Regions from separate parts of the Homo sapiens genome. Here regions 1, 2 and 3 are each linked to region 4. A link is a contact called in ENCODE Hi-C or POLR2A ChIA-PET data. All regions are on one chromosome and are shown on one strand. Each heading gives the region's core, a stretch centred on a gene start or an enhancer-like site at or near the end of the contact. The rest is flanking DNA. Distances are from core to core; before and after follow the strand shown.

Region 1 (2,700 bases), core at 82-2,581, 1.5 Mb after region 4:
CCCCAGCCGGCCCCGACGGTCGCTCAGTCAGCAGCGCCTTCCGCGTGCCCGCCCCCCGGAGGAGGGAGCCGCGGTCCTCACGCCGCGCGCGCAGCGGGCTGCGTCTCCTCCTCCTCCCGAGCGCCTAGCGGGAGGCGGCGGACTGCGCCAGGGCCGCGGCCGGGACTCCAGCCTTGGAGGGGAGCGCCGGGGTCCAAATTCCATATAAGAGGCCGCCTCCCCGTCGGCGCGGCTAGGGCAGTGGCGGCCCGCGGCCTGCGCTCGTCCCCGCGGCTGACATTGGGGCGCGCCCCGCGGCAGACGGAGCTTGGGAGCAGCACACTTCTTCCGGCGGCGGCGGCAGCGGCGGCTCCTGCCTGGCTCGTCGGCGCCGCACCTCCCTCGCAGGGGCCGGAGCCCGGGGTCTGCGGGGCCAGGAGGCGAGGGCGGCCGCGCCGAGGGCTGCTAGATCCGGACGGGGCGGGAGGGGCAGGCCGGCGGTCCCCGGGCCACGGTGCAGGCGTCCCCCGGCTGGCTGGCCGGGCGCGGGCTGCGGGGCGCGGGCGGGCCGACTCCGGGGCGCTGCGTGCGCGCAGGGGCAGTCATTCAGATGAAATTCCAGTCCCCGGCCAGAGACACCAGCCCGCCTCTGCCTTCCTCCTCCCTTCACAAATAGAAACGGAAGGGGGAGGGAGAGAAGTGGAAAAAAAGGCAACCGGCGAGGGAGGGAGGGAGAAGCCCCGGCGGCGCTCCGGCCTGACCCCCGGGCGGCTACTTCTGCGCTCCCCCGAGGCCCGGCGCCCCCGCCGCGGAGAGACCCCGCGCGCCCGTCTCCGCGCTGGGCGGGCGCCCGGGCTCTGCCGAGGAAAACAAGGATTGATCAAACTAGAAAGGAATTTTTCTCAACTGCTAATGAACAGGAGGCTCGGCTCCCGGCCCTCCCCTCCCCTCCCCCGGCCCTCCCCCTTCGCCCCCCCGGCCCCCTCCTCCCCACTTTCTTTTCTTCTCGGCCTCTGCTGGGGCCTGGAAGGCTCGGGGCTGCGGTCGGAGCCAGCCTGCGGCGGCGGGGCCAGGCCGAGCCGCCACCCTCAGCGCCCAGCCATCTTGGGCTCCGCGGCGGCGGCCGGGGTCTGGGCGCGCTCGCTGAGGGCCCCGCGGCGTCCTCTCGCTCCTGATTCTTTTTTTTTTTTTTTTGGTGGGATTTTTTTTTTTCCAAGGGGAGGGCTGGCGGCCTCCAACAAATTAGGAGAGAGAGAGGGAGAAAATGCCAAGTCCCGATTTCTCTCCACCTCTGCTCCACCCACCCCGGTCCTGTCCAAAAAATAAAAGAAGATGAGAATTGGAAGAAGTCGGCAGAAAGGCGAGAGCCCGCGGTCCCCGGCTGCTGCCCAGGCGACGCGTCCGGGGCGGGCCCGCACCCGTTGCTCGGTCCGAGGTCCGTCTGTCTGCCCGCGGCTTCTCAAGGGAGGGGAGGGCGCTTCGGGCAGGGTCTCCGCAGCCGCTGTCGCCTCAGAGCTTTATCCTCAGATCAAAAAAGAAAAAACAGGAAGAAAAAAATCCCAACCCCAACACTCTCATCACAGCCACCTTCAGCCATCTTGCGCGTATTATTATTTCAGGAATAATCTGTTTAATAAAAATACCTGCGTATCCAGCCCCTCCCCCGCGTCCTGGGGTCCCCGCCCCCTTTTAATAATAATCTCGATAATAAAAACGATCGGCGGGCCGGGCAGTCCGTGGCGGCCCTTTCCTGCCTCGACTTGCTCGGGCCCGGCTCTCCCCCCGCGAAGGGGCGCCCCGGGGTGGGGGTGCGTCCCCGTCACCCGCGCGGGGAGGAAAGGGCGCCCTCGCCGCCGCCGCGAGGAAGGCGGCGGCGGAGATGCCGCGGCCCGCGGGACCAGCCGGAGGGGCACTCGGGGGTCCCGGGGCCCCCGCCACGGCCCGGCCTGGGAGTCCGCAGCCGGCCGTATACAATGGGTTCGGAGCAGAGCGGGGCAGGCAGGGTGGGGAAACGGGAGGGCCAGGGGCTGCAGCGAGCCGAGCTCCCGGGCTGGGGCGGAAGGAGACGGGGGGTGGTGTCCCTACATCAAGGCCGGTCCCGCTACTCGGGAAGGGGGCGGAGAGCTGCGGCGCTGGGGGGCGAGGAGAAAGCGGCAGGCGGCGCCTTTAATCGGCACCCGCCGGTTCGGCCCACCCGGCACTGGCGAAAGAAACGGGCGCGGTGGGGGGGAAGGGGCGGGGCGTGCTTTCCGGAAGTACAGTTACAGGGCCGGGCGCCCGGCTCCTCCCCCTTTCCCTGTCGCGTTGGGGCTGTTCCGGAGGCTGCTCCTGCTATTGGCCCACAAGCTGAGGCTCCACCTCCCTAAGGCGGGGCAGACCCGAGAGTCTCACGTGACTCTCACAAACTTCGGTACATTAAACATTGGGATGGGAGGGGGTTTTCCGCGCTTGTTAAAAAAGCGATGATGCCACGGCGTAGTGGGACCACCTCTTCCTGGGCCTGAAGTGAAGACCCGTGGCTCTTTTTACCCAGAGGGAAAGGAGCGTTTGTCGGTCTGCTCAGCAGTCCGGTGGAACTGAGCAGGGAAATGCAAAGGTTCAGTGTGGGGAGATTTCCCGATGTCCTTAATACTTTTAACTTCATCCCTGGCACTTTAAACTACCTAGCAAGATAGGCATTTATTCCTCTATTAATAAGGAAACCATGGCTTAAAGAACTGC
Region 2 (2,985 bases), core at 163-2,662, 1.7 Mb after region 4:
TGGTGGAGTTCTGGGCAGTTCCGAGCCAACTCTTGAACCGCGGCGTCCCCCACGTTGGCGTTGACGGCCAGAGAGAGGCTGCGGAGACCAGCGCCGCGCCTCTGCGCCAGGTACACGATGGCCTCGTCCTTGAGCTGGCGGCAGGCGGTGAGATCCAGCTCCTCCAGGGCCGGGCAGCGATCAGCGAGGCCGCGCAGCGCCAGCCCGTCCACCCAGTCACAGTGCGCGAGCGACAGGCGCTGCAGGCGTGGGCAGCCCTCGGCCAAAGCCCCAAGCGCCCGGCGACTCAGTTGCCCGCAGCCGCCCAACGCCACACTCCGCAGCTGCGGATTCCGCGCCAGCACCGGCACCAGGTCCTCGTCTGACAGCCATTCGTGACACGGCGCCAGTGCCAGCTCCTGCAGCCCCTCGGCATCCCGCAGCAGCCGGGCCAATGCGGCCCGCGGGATCTGCGGACCCACCTGCGGGCGGGGAGGCACCCCAACTCTCAGCCCGTCCCGCACTCCTCAGCCGCCTATGCACCCCTGACCTGAGTTCTTTTCTGGCAGCCTCCTGCTCTCCCAGGAGAGACCCCACTTTCCCTCTGAGTCGCTACCGAGTATTTGCCCTTTGGTGCGTGGATCCCTTCCGGGCAGCCCCGGCGGCCCAAGGGGGTCCAGAAGGGCATACTGCGGGGCTGGGGGCTGGGCTAGAGGCGGGGCGGTACCCAGGCAGGGGCGGGGCTTCAGCCCCCGGCTCACCTGCGCGGCATCGAAGCGACGCAGCCCGGCCAGGTGAAGCTGCACCAGCGACCGGAAGGCCCGGCTAACGCGCTGCAGCCGGAGCAGCTGGCGCAGCGGGACCCGGTTCAGGACGTGTGGGAGCAGCACGTCTTCCCAGGGCAGGTCCAGGAACCTGCGAGTAAAGGGGCGTTGGCACTGGCGTCCCGGGGCCACTATTACCTGCGAGTCCGCCTCCGTTATGTTCCTGCGCCCCAGCTCCCAAGAGCGGCCCCCAGACCCAGCCCCGGCTCGGCTCCCCTCCCTCAGGTTCCTCTTCCCTCTCGGCCCCTCCGGTGCTCGGTACCTGACGGCTCCGGGCTCTTGCTCCCCTCCGGACGGCTCCATCGGTGGCTCCATCGGCTGTCTATTGCGCGTGCGCAGTAAGATTTTCTCGCTTTGGCCTTGGAGTGGCCGCACCAAACCCGCCTCCTTGGCCTGTAGAGACAGACCTATTTAATCGAGTGCCGTCTCACCGAGGATCCGATCTGAAAGCTTTTCGGGTGGACCCCGAAACGGAGGCGGAACAGACCGGTGGTGTAACATTAGGCCTCGCCTTCTCGGCTACAGGGCTTGAGGCCTGAAGCTGGAGAATGCGGTGGGCATCAGAGACTGGCTTCTGTCGTCCTCTTGAGCCAGTAGCCGCCTCTGAGCGAAGTGGTGGTGGGAGGAGCAGGCAAGGCCAAACGCGGAGGGGGCGGAGCCAGGACTCTTAGGTTACCGGCCTCTCCTCTGCCCTCTGGTCGCGTTTAGCGACTTTGAAAAACGGGGAGAAACTATCCAGGCTCTTACTGTCTGCCACGTAGCAGGTGTTCAATAAGTAATTGTTGAAATAATGAATGAATTGGCGAGGCTATAATGTTTCCCTCATCAAGTAAACCTGCTCAAACCTCCCATTCCTGATTAATTATGAAGAGCTATCCAGCCTCTTCCACTTCGTAACAGTTTGGGCCGCGTTTCCGCCGGGGGAGAGAGATGTAGGGGGCGCGAAGAAAGACTATATTTCCAACTGGGTCCCTTTCATTTCCTCCAAAGGTCCAGAGTCCTAAGAAGAATGAGAGCTCAGCTCAGCCCGCCAGTGGTAGTGCTTCTCGGCTGGCCTTGGGTTTAGTTGTAGGGTCTGGGGCTGGGTCCGCCCTGGGACAATGACGCCCCAGACCTCTGGACTCAGCTTCAGGGCTGCCTCTCACCGCGTCCCCAGGTCCCAGTCCCAGGATCCGCTTCGGGGAACCCCAGGAGTAGTGCCTTCCCCCATCATCCACGGGATGGGTGTGGGGGGATGTGAAGGACGCGAGAGCCACTGCACCGCTGACGGTCTGGCGCTCCGGTGCAACCGCTTCAGCTGGCTCATCACAACGAAAACCACTTCTCATCTGTTATCTCGTCAAGGCTTCGGGCACCTCTGAAAGGTGGGCAGGTCTATGCTATCAGTCCATTTTAAAGATGGGGAAACCGAGGCCCTGGAGAGGAAGCCCCTTGTCCAGAATCAAGCCAGACGGGAATAGAGAACCCAGACATCTGGTTTTCCCAGAATTCCTTCCACGTTTCCCCACCCCGCAAGGCAGCGAGAAGGGAGAAGCTAGCAGCGGGGAGAGACAAGAAAGGGGTCAAGTTAGGTGAGGGCTTGCTATCTCTTCTTCCTCAGCCTGCTTAGGGAGGGGGTAGCTGGGAGGACAGACCCCTGCAAAGATAGAGCCACGTGAGCGCGCACCACCTCCGGCCGCGCGCCTCGTCCCCCTCCCCTCTTTGTTCGCGCCTCTGCGCCTGCGCAGTGCGACAAATCTGGCGCTGTCCCCTTCAGCACCACGCGGAGTCCGCGCCGCCCCTCCCCGCGGTGAGCCCCGCGCGCCCCCGCCTCGCACGTCCTCGCGCCCCCTGACTGCCCGAACAGACCCCTTCTTCCTTCCGAGGTCACCATCTGCCCGCCCTGGCCCTCCCAAAGAGAGTAGTTGCCATAGTAACTCCAGCGGCTCTTTCTTAAAATAGCAGGGCCCCCTTCTACCCTGGCCAAGGGCACAAGGGTTGCCGGTCCCCCACGTCTTCCGGTCCCTAGTTCATCCCGTCTAACCTCTTACCCCTGGGCAGGCGTGACGACACCTAACTCAGGCAGCAAGGAAGTTCTTCCTGAAGTCTGATTTAACATCCCCCTGCTGCATCCTGGGAGGGTGGTCAGGGTTGGATCTCCTGGGTCCGAGACTCAAAACCCCTGGCGGGTTCAAGACGGTGT
Region 3 (2,706 bases), core at 104-2,603, 1.4 Mb after region 4:
TGGTCTCCAACTCCTGGGCTCAAGCCTTCCTCCCCTTCCACCTCTCAAAGTGCTGGGATTATAGGCATGAGCCACTGCGCCTGGCCGCAATTACCAATTTCTAGGGGTTGTGAAAATGAAATTTGGTATGAAATGTATTTCATTAGGAAGGATGTAATTTCCATACGGGCTGATTTTGTCCACTGCTGTGTCTCCAGCGTCTAGAACAGGGCCTAGCACGTTTGTGTAAACTCTTCTTATAGTCCTCTGCATCGGGAAAGGGATGGGAGGTAGCACTTCCCAACCCACCCCAGTGTCCCACTTGCTCTTCCTTGGCTAAAAATGCAGGCTCATTTTTGCCTCCTCCAGGACTACAGATGGTACGCGGTCCTGTCCAAAGCAGCTTAGCAAAACCGGCCAGAGGCTGGGCACAGTGGCTCACCACTTTGGAACACCTGTAGTCTCAGCACTTTGGGAGGCCTAGGCGGGCGGATGGCTTGACCCCAGGAGTTCGAGCCCAGCCTGGGCAACATGGCGAAACTCCGTCTCTACAAAAACAAAATACAAAAAATTATCCAGGCGTGGTGGCGCCCGCCTGCAATCCCAGCTACTCGAGAGTCTGAGGCGGGAGAATCGCTTAAGCCTGTGAGGCAAAGGCTGCAGTGAGCCGAGATCGCGCCACCGCACTCCGGCCCGGGCGACAGAGCGACACCCTGTGTCAAAACAAAAACCGGGCCGATCCCCAAAACGCCTTTCACCTGTGCTTTCAGCTCACCTCAGGGCTCAGGGCCAGCCCCCAGGCTGCTTCTTGCCCTCCGACAGACGGCCTCCCCCCATCGGTACTCCCCCATCCCGGACAGCTCGTAACGCCCCAGCCGCTCGGCCTGGCACTCCTAGGCAATGGGGGTCAGAGCAGAGGGGCCCATCTGCAGCCCCAGGGCGCACTTCGCGCCACGTGGCTTCTGCAGGTGGAAGTCCAGCCCGCGCTGCAGCCCCGCCTGGGCAGTCAGGACAGCAATCTCAGCACCCACCCGAGATGTGGGGATTGGAGGTAGACAGGGCGAGCGCCATTGTCCCAAGGCCCCTTACCTGGTCCCGGGACAAATGCCACCAGTTACAGCCCGCCTTGAAAACTGGCCCGGGTGAGAGGAGGACCTGGGCTGGGGAACTGCCCCCACGCCCGCCCCACGCCCCTCCTTTTCGACCAATCCCAGGCCGGGAGGCTCCCGCCAGCCACGTGGGCAGGCTTTCTCCACTCCCTGGTCCAGGCGAGCCGGCGGCGGCCTCTGCAGCTCCCGTAGCCCGCCCACTGCGTGGGCGGGCGCCTTAGCGCACTTGCGCACTCTGGGGAAAGCGGAGCTGCACCCCGCCCCGTATTGCTGCTCAGCTCCTCAGCTGTGCGTGCGAGGGACGTCGGGGGCGGCGCCGCAGCAGTTGCCCCTGGTAACGGGGGAGGCAGCAGGAGGAGGAGGAGGAGGAGGGACTCGGCGGGAGGATGGTGAGTGTGGGGGCCTGGGCCCCCTTGGAGCCGGCCGGTTATCCCCCTCCCGTCCCCAGGCCCAGGGCGGAGCACTGCGCTTAAAGCCAAGGAGGGAATGGGACGTCGCTCAGCCTGCTATCTGGGTTGTGGACTGATTTCGGGGGTCGGCGGGGAGACCCGAGGGTGGGCCCTGGAGGGAGGCCTGGGCCTGGAGAGGAAGGCGGGGCTTGCAGCGGGTCCGAGGCTTGGGGAAGGGGCTGGCAGAGTGCGCGGCTGGCCGGGTGCGGAGCCCGGGCTCCATCATTACTCTGGGGACAGGGGTGAGGGCGGATCCCAGGAACTGCGGAGAGCAGCTTTCGCTAGCAGGCTTAGACTTCCCGGGCAATCGGTCTCGCGGCTTTGCAGTAAAGTGGGGTTCGTCTGGAGCCCGGCCAGAAGCGGAGAGAAGGCCGGCCCCATTGGCTCTGAGGTCGCCCTGGCGGTAGCAGGGGAGATGGTAGCCTAGCTCTCCTCCTTCTCGCGCTGTGCGGGCCCCTGGGGGGTAGGGAAGTAAGTCCCACGACACAAAGGGGTGCCGCTTGGAAGGGATGCCTGGTGGATTTTACGCCGTCTTGGTGTCTGCGTGGCGGGTGCGCTTCCTCAGTCCCGAATTATTTAGTTATTTGCTGAGAGTTTTGCAGGATCTGATTGTTGGTGATGACCGATTTTTCATTCAATACATAATCCATGTTGATGAAGACATATTAGCTGCTCCGTCTCTAGAATTTCCTTCGAAACCTTTTGCAGTCTCCTCTTGCGTGTGACCATACCAGGACCAAAAGATCTTAATCCTAGCTTGAGTTCTCCAAACTGAAAAGAACGAGAAGTTAAAAATGGAGATCGAACTTCAATCCGGGGCAAGGCTTTTCTCTGTCAGTCCCAATTAAAGCTTTCCCAAATTCTAAATTATGGTTGTGACAGATCTGACCGTTGACACTCTGTTTCTTGTTAATGTCTGTACAGTTAGTTGGAGGGAGTTAAAATGGAATTGAGTAATTTTAGAGCTATCAAAGAAAAATTGATTTTGAACACTTAAAGCAGGTTAGTTGGCTGCAAAGAGCCTGTCATCAAACTTATAGTCACTGCTCCAACTCTCTTCCTAGTTCCTTTCTTGACTTTTAGAAATGTTGAGCCATTTCTGTTGATTTAAGAAGTAAAAAAAAAAACAAAAAAACTAGATGCCCAGGAAAAAAAAAAATAGATGTATG
Region 4 (2,709 bases), core at 58-2,557:
CAGTAATCAAGGAACATTTGTTCAGTAACAAGCACATGCCTGATAGTACTCCAGGTGCTTCAGAATTACAGAGTAAGGAAAAGACCTAGACTCTGCCACTAAAGACCTTCATAATAATATTGCACAGATGCAAACTTTCTCCATCTGGAGTATTGTAATAACCTAATCTGAAACTAACTGAAATGAATTCATTCAAGAGGAAAATATGGAAGGGGGCTGGTGGGTGTCATATATGTCACCTTAGAAGAAAAACAAAATTATTTAATAAAATGTCTACTTATTTATGCTACACATTATGTTAATTAACAACCTTCCGTAGAATTTAAACCACCACTGCCACAATACTTAGAAACACATAATGGATCCACTGGAAGAACAAAGATTTTCATACTTGTTTTCGGGAACTATTTGTATAGGGAGATGATGGATTCGCAGAGGCCTGAGGAGTGCTAGGTAAAACCACAGCTGAGTCTGACGGACTTTCCATCTTGAAAGTGAAATCTTGGTTTTTCTCTAAAAAAGAAAAATTATAAAATAATCGAATTAACCACACCTCTCTATAGTCGACTTTTATCAAATAATATATTGTATTGGTGTACAAAGCATCCACAAGTAAGCCAGATATTTCTTCTAATTTCACTTTGTAATTCATTCTTGCTCTTTTTGCAGTTTTCCATTTACCTTCCCACATAGGGACCACTAAGTTTTTCATGATACATCAACCAGCTAGTATCTCATAGTCACAAGACTCTCCTTGTTTTCGTTTCATCCACCAAAATATATTCAAATTCTGCCTTGGAAGTAGGGAAGAATAACAGCTTTAGATAATCAGGAATTCTTTATTATGACAGCTTCATAATTCAAGAAGCTATAGCCGAAACCTTGACTCAAAAACAATAGGACCTGAATGTCACCCATCCTGAACTCTACAAGCTGTGACTAGAACCCGTTACCCTGCCGGCCCGAGGCATAAGAAACACAGCGGAGACGCATTTAAGCCCGTCTGTAGCCTTTTAGTTTAAGCGGCCAACAGGGACTGAAAAGGAGAGTGGACTGAAATTGCTTCCTCCGACAAAGGCATTAACTTTTGAGGGGTAAACTAGGGGCGGGAGTCGTCCCCTCCTTCCCCCCGTTGCAGAAAGCCCACTAGTTCCCCGGAGACCCCAGGCATAAGGTGAGGTTGAGTTCCCCAGACCCGGAAAGGGAGCTCAACTCGACTCCACAGCCGACTCCCGGGGAAGCCCAGGTGTCAGGGATCCCCCCTTCCCCTCAGCAGGGTACCTCCCTCCGCCATTCCCAGCGAGAGCAAAAAAGCGCGCGCACCTGCGGCCGTAAATCGATCCTGTGGCAGGGGCGGGGCCGTGCGGTAGGCGGAAAAGATGCGCAATTGGCCAGATTGCCTGACGCGCGAGGCGCCGCTTCACTCAGCGACTCAGAGCGGTGGGACTGCGCGCGCGCCTCCGCCAGCGGGTGGTTGGGGCGGGGCTTGGCCCACACGATGGGAGGCCCAGACGCATGATTGGCAGAATTAACCGGTGCGCGCGGCTCTCCCCGCCCAGCGCCCGAGAGCAGCGTGAGTGCGCGCGCGCGCGGCCGCGATCCGCAGCAGGTCTTCGGGGCGGGCGAGGCTGAGCTTCGGAATGTTAAACCAATCCTGAGGGGGGCGCGCTTCCGTTCGCGGCTTCTGTTGCCTTATTTTCAACCGCCTTCCCTTCAGGCTTCCTTGTTTTTGTGCGTCTGTGAAGTGCGCCTGAAAGTGCCTCTCCCCACCCCCGCCAGCCCGCCGCCTCCATTCTCTGGCTCCAGTCAGTCTCCTCTCCCTGCTAGTCACAGTGAAGGCTTTACTCAGACGTGGGGCGGCCAGAAGCCGCACGGCTGGCTGCATGTTAGATTTACAGCTTGTGGACTCCCCAGAGGCAGAGACCACAAAAGAACAGCGTTGGTTGGGTTCCAGCCTATTCCAGCGTGGTGGTTCCAGAGACCACAAAAGAACAGCGTTGGGTTCCAGCGTTGGGGTCCACATTTCAAACATGTTAGAAATCTATCCGAGAGTCCCGGCACTTTAGCTGAGCTCATCGCTAGCTTTTTTGGCTGCCGCAAACTCGGCGGTCCCGTCGCGAGGTTTTTTGTTGTTGTTGTAAACAAAAAACCGTTTCTGTACCTCAGTATGCAGGCTCCTTAGCGTGACCTCAAATCTTTTACTCAAATCTGAGGGAAAATGTAGCCCAAGGAAATTTGTTGTGGCGCAACACAGGAAGCAGAACAATCACTACATGAGATTGTGTCGGTCCAAAATTCACGTTTGAGACCGACAGGGCCCTTGCTGGCTACCGGGCAGCAGCATCCTCAGTCGAGAAAATCCCCCCCCCGCGCCCCGCTTCCAGTATGGCGAGGTTCTGTTGCTACGCGACGACAAAGTTAGCTACATTGGGTGGAGCACTGGGTTTAGTGAAAGAGTTGAGTAACTTCTGAGTCACGTGGAAGTTGGGAATTTCCAGGGGCCAGTGTTTTCAGTCCTCTTATTGAATGGCCATTTTAAACATTGATATCGTCTCTTTACTATTAATAACATCTGACAGTAGTGGCTTAGAAGTGGCCAAAAGGGAGTTACCTGAGTCTTAAGCAGTCAGGTATAATAATTACAGAACCTGAGGACTACCTAAGGGAATGATTAGGGGCGTACACGTTACAGTCAAATTGTCTAGGTTC

The links. A loop is a pair of places that touch in the nucleus more often than their neighbours do. ChIA-PET counts read pairs that join two places held with the same protein, here RNA polymerase II (POLR2A). Pooled maps may share reads with other maps.
Region 1: a map of CD4-positive, alpha-beta memory T cell shows a loop between it and region 4 (9-fold over the local background). The contact joins the promoter of TRIM8-DT here to the promoter of SFR1 in region 4. A Hi-C loop is called at or near these places in 1 of 168 maps with a recorded cell type or tissue (CD4-positive, alpha-beta memory T cell), 2 of 37 single-sample maps with no recorded cell type and 12 of 50 pooled maps. POLR2A ChIA-PET finds 5 or more read pairs at or near these places in 2 of 52 experiments (GM12878 and activated CD4-positive, alpha-beta T cell).
Region 2: a pooled map shows a loop between it and region 4 (18-fold over the local background). The contact joins the promoter of FBXL15 here to the promoter of SFR1 in region 4. A Hi-C loop is called at or near these places in 1 of 37 single-sample maps with no recorded cell type and 6 of 50 pooled maps. POLR2A ChIA-PET finds 5 or more read pairs at or near these places in 1 of 52 experiments (naive thymus-derived CD4-positive, alpha-beta T cell).
Region 3: a map with no recorded cell type shows a loop between it and region 4 (17-fold over the local background). The contact joins the promoter of ARL3 here to the promoter of SFR1 in region 4. A Hi-C loop is called at or near these places in 2 of 37 single-sample maps with no recorded cell type and 4 of 50 pooled maps. POLR2A ChIA-PET finds 5 or more read pairs at or near these places in 1 of 52 experiments (HEK293).

Annotation. Positions count from the first base shown.
Region 1 is chr10:102,641,820-102,644,519 of GRCh38, reverse strand. It overlaps TRIM8-DT (TRIM8 divergent transcript), which reads left to right and starts at 1,331. Exons shown (of 1, transcript NR_186489.1): 1 at 1,331-1,728. TRIM8 (tripartite motif containing 8) reads right to left here and starts at 41. Exons shown (of 6, transcript NM_030912.3): 1 at 1-41. RefSeq lists enhancers at 1-648, 649-1,403 and silencers at 1-871, 952-1,051, 1,322-1,381, 1,712-2,341.
Region 2 is chr10:102,419,263-102,422,247 of GRCh38, reverse strand. It overlaps FBXL15 (F-box and leucine rich repeat protein 15), which reads right to left and starts at 1,412. Exons shown (of 4, transcript NM_024326.4): 1 at 1,066-1,412; 2 at 741-894; 3 at 1-461. The coding sequence starts at 1,118. It also overlaps a transcript of PSD not described here. RefSeq lists enhancers at 1-114, 1,025-1,494 and a silencer at 615-784.
Region 3 is chr10:102,713,044-102,715,749 of GRCh38, reverse strand. It overlaps ARL3 (ARF like GTPase 3), which reads left to right and starts at 1,353. Exons shown (of 6, transcript NM_004311.4): 1 at 1,353-1,477. The coding sequence starts at 1,475. It overlaps SFXN2 (sideroflexin 2), which reads right to left and starts at 1,114. Exons shown (of 12, transcript NM_178858.6): 1 at 1,069-1,114. RefSeq lists enhancers at 136-711, 712-1,288 and silencers at 1,074-1,223, 1,042-1,436, 1,504-1,553, 1,594-1,693.
Region 4 is chr10:104,120,769-104,123,477 of GRCh38, reverse strand. It overlaps SFR1 (SWI5 dependent homologous recombination repair protein 1), which reads right to left and starts at 1,307. Exons shown (of 4, transcript NM_001002759.2): 1 at 1,282-1,307; 2 at 392-513. The coding sequence starts at 1,294. RefSeq lists a silencer at 1,312-1,541 and enhancers at 1,782-1,831, 1,226-1,889, 2,462-2,561, 2,045-2,709.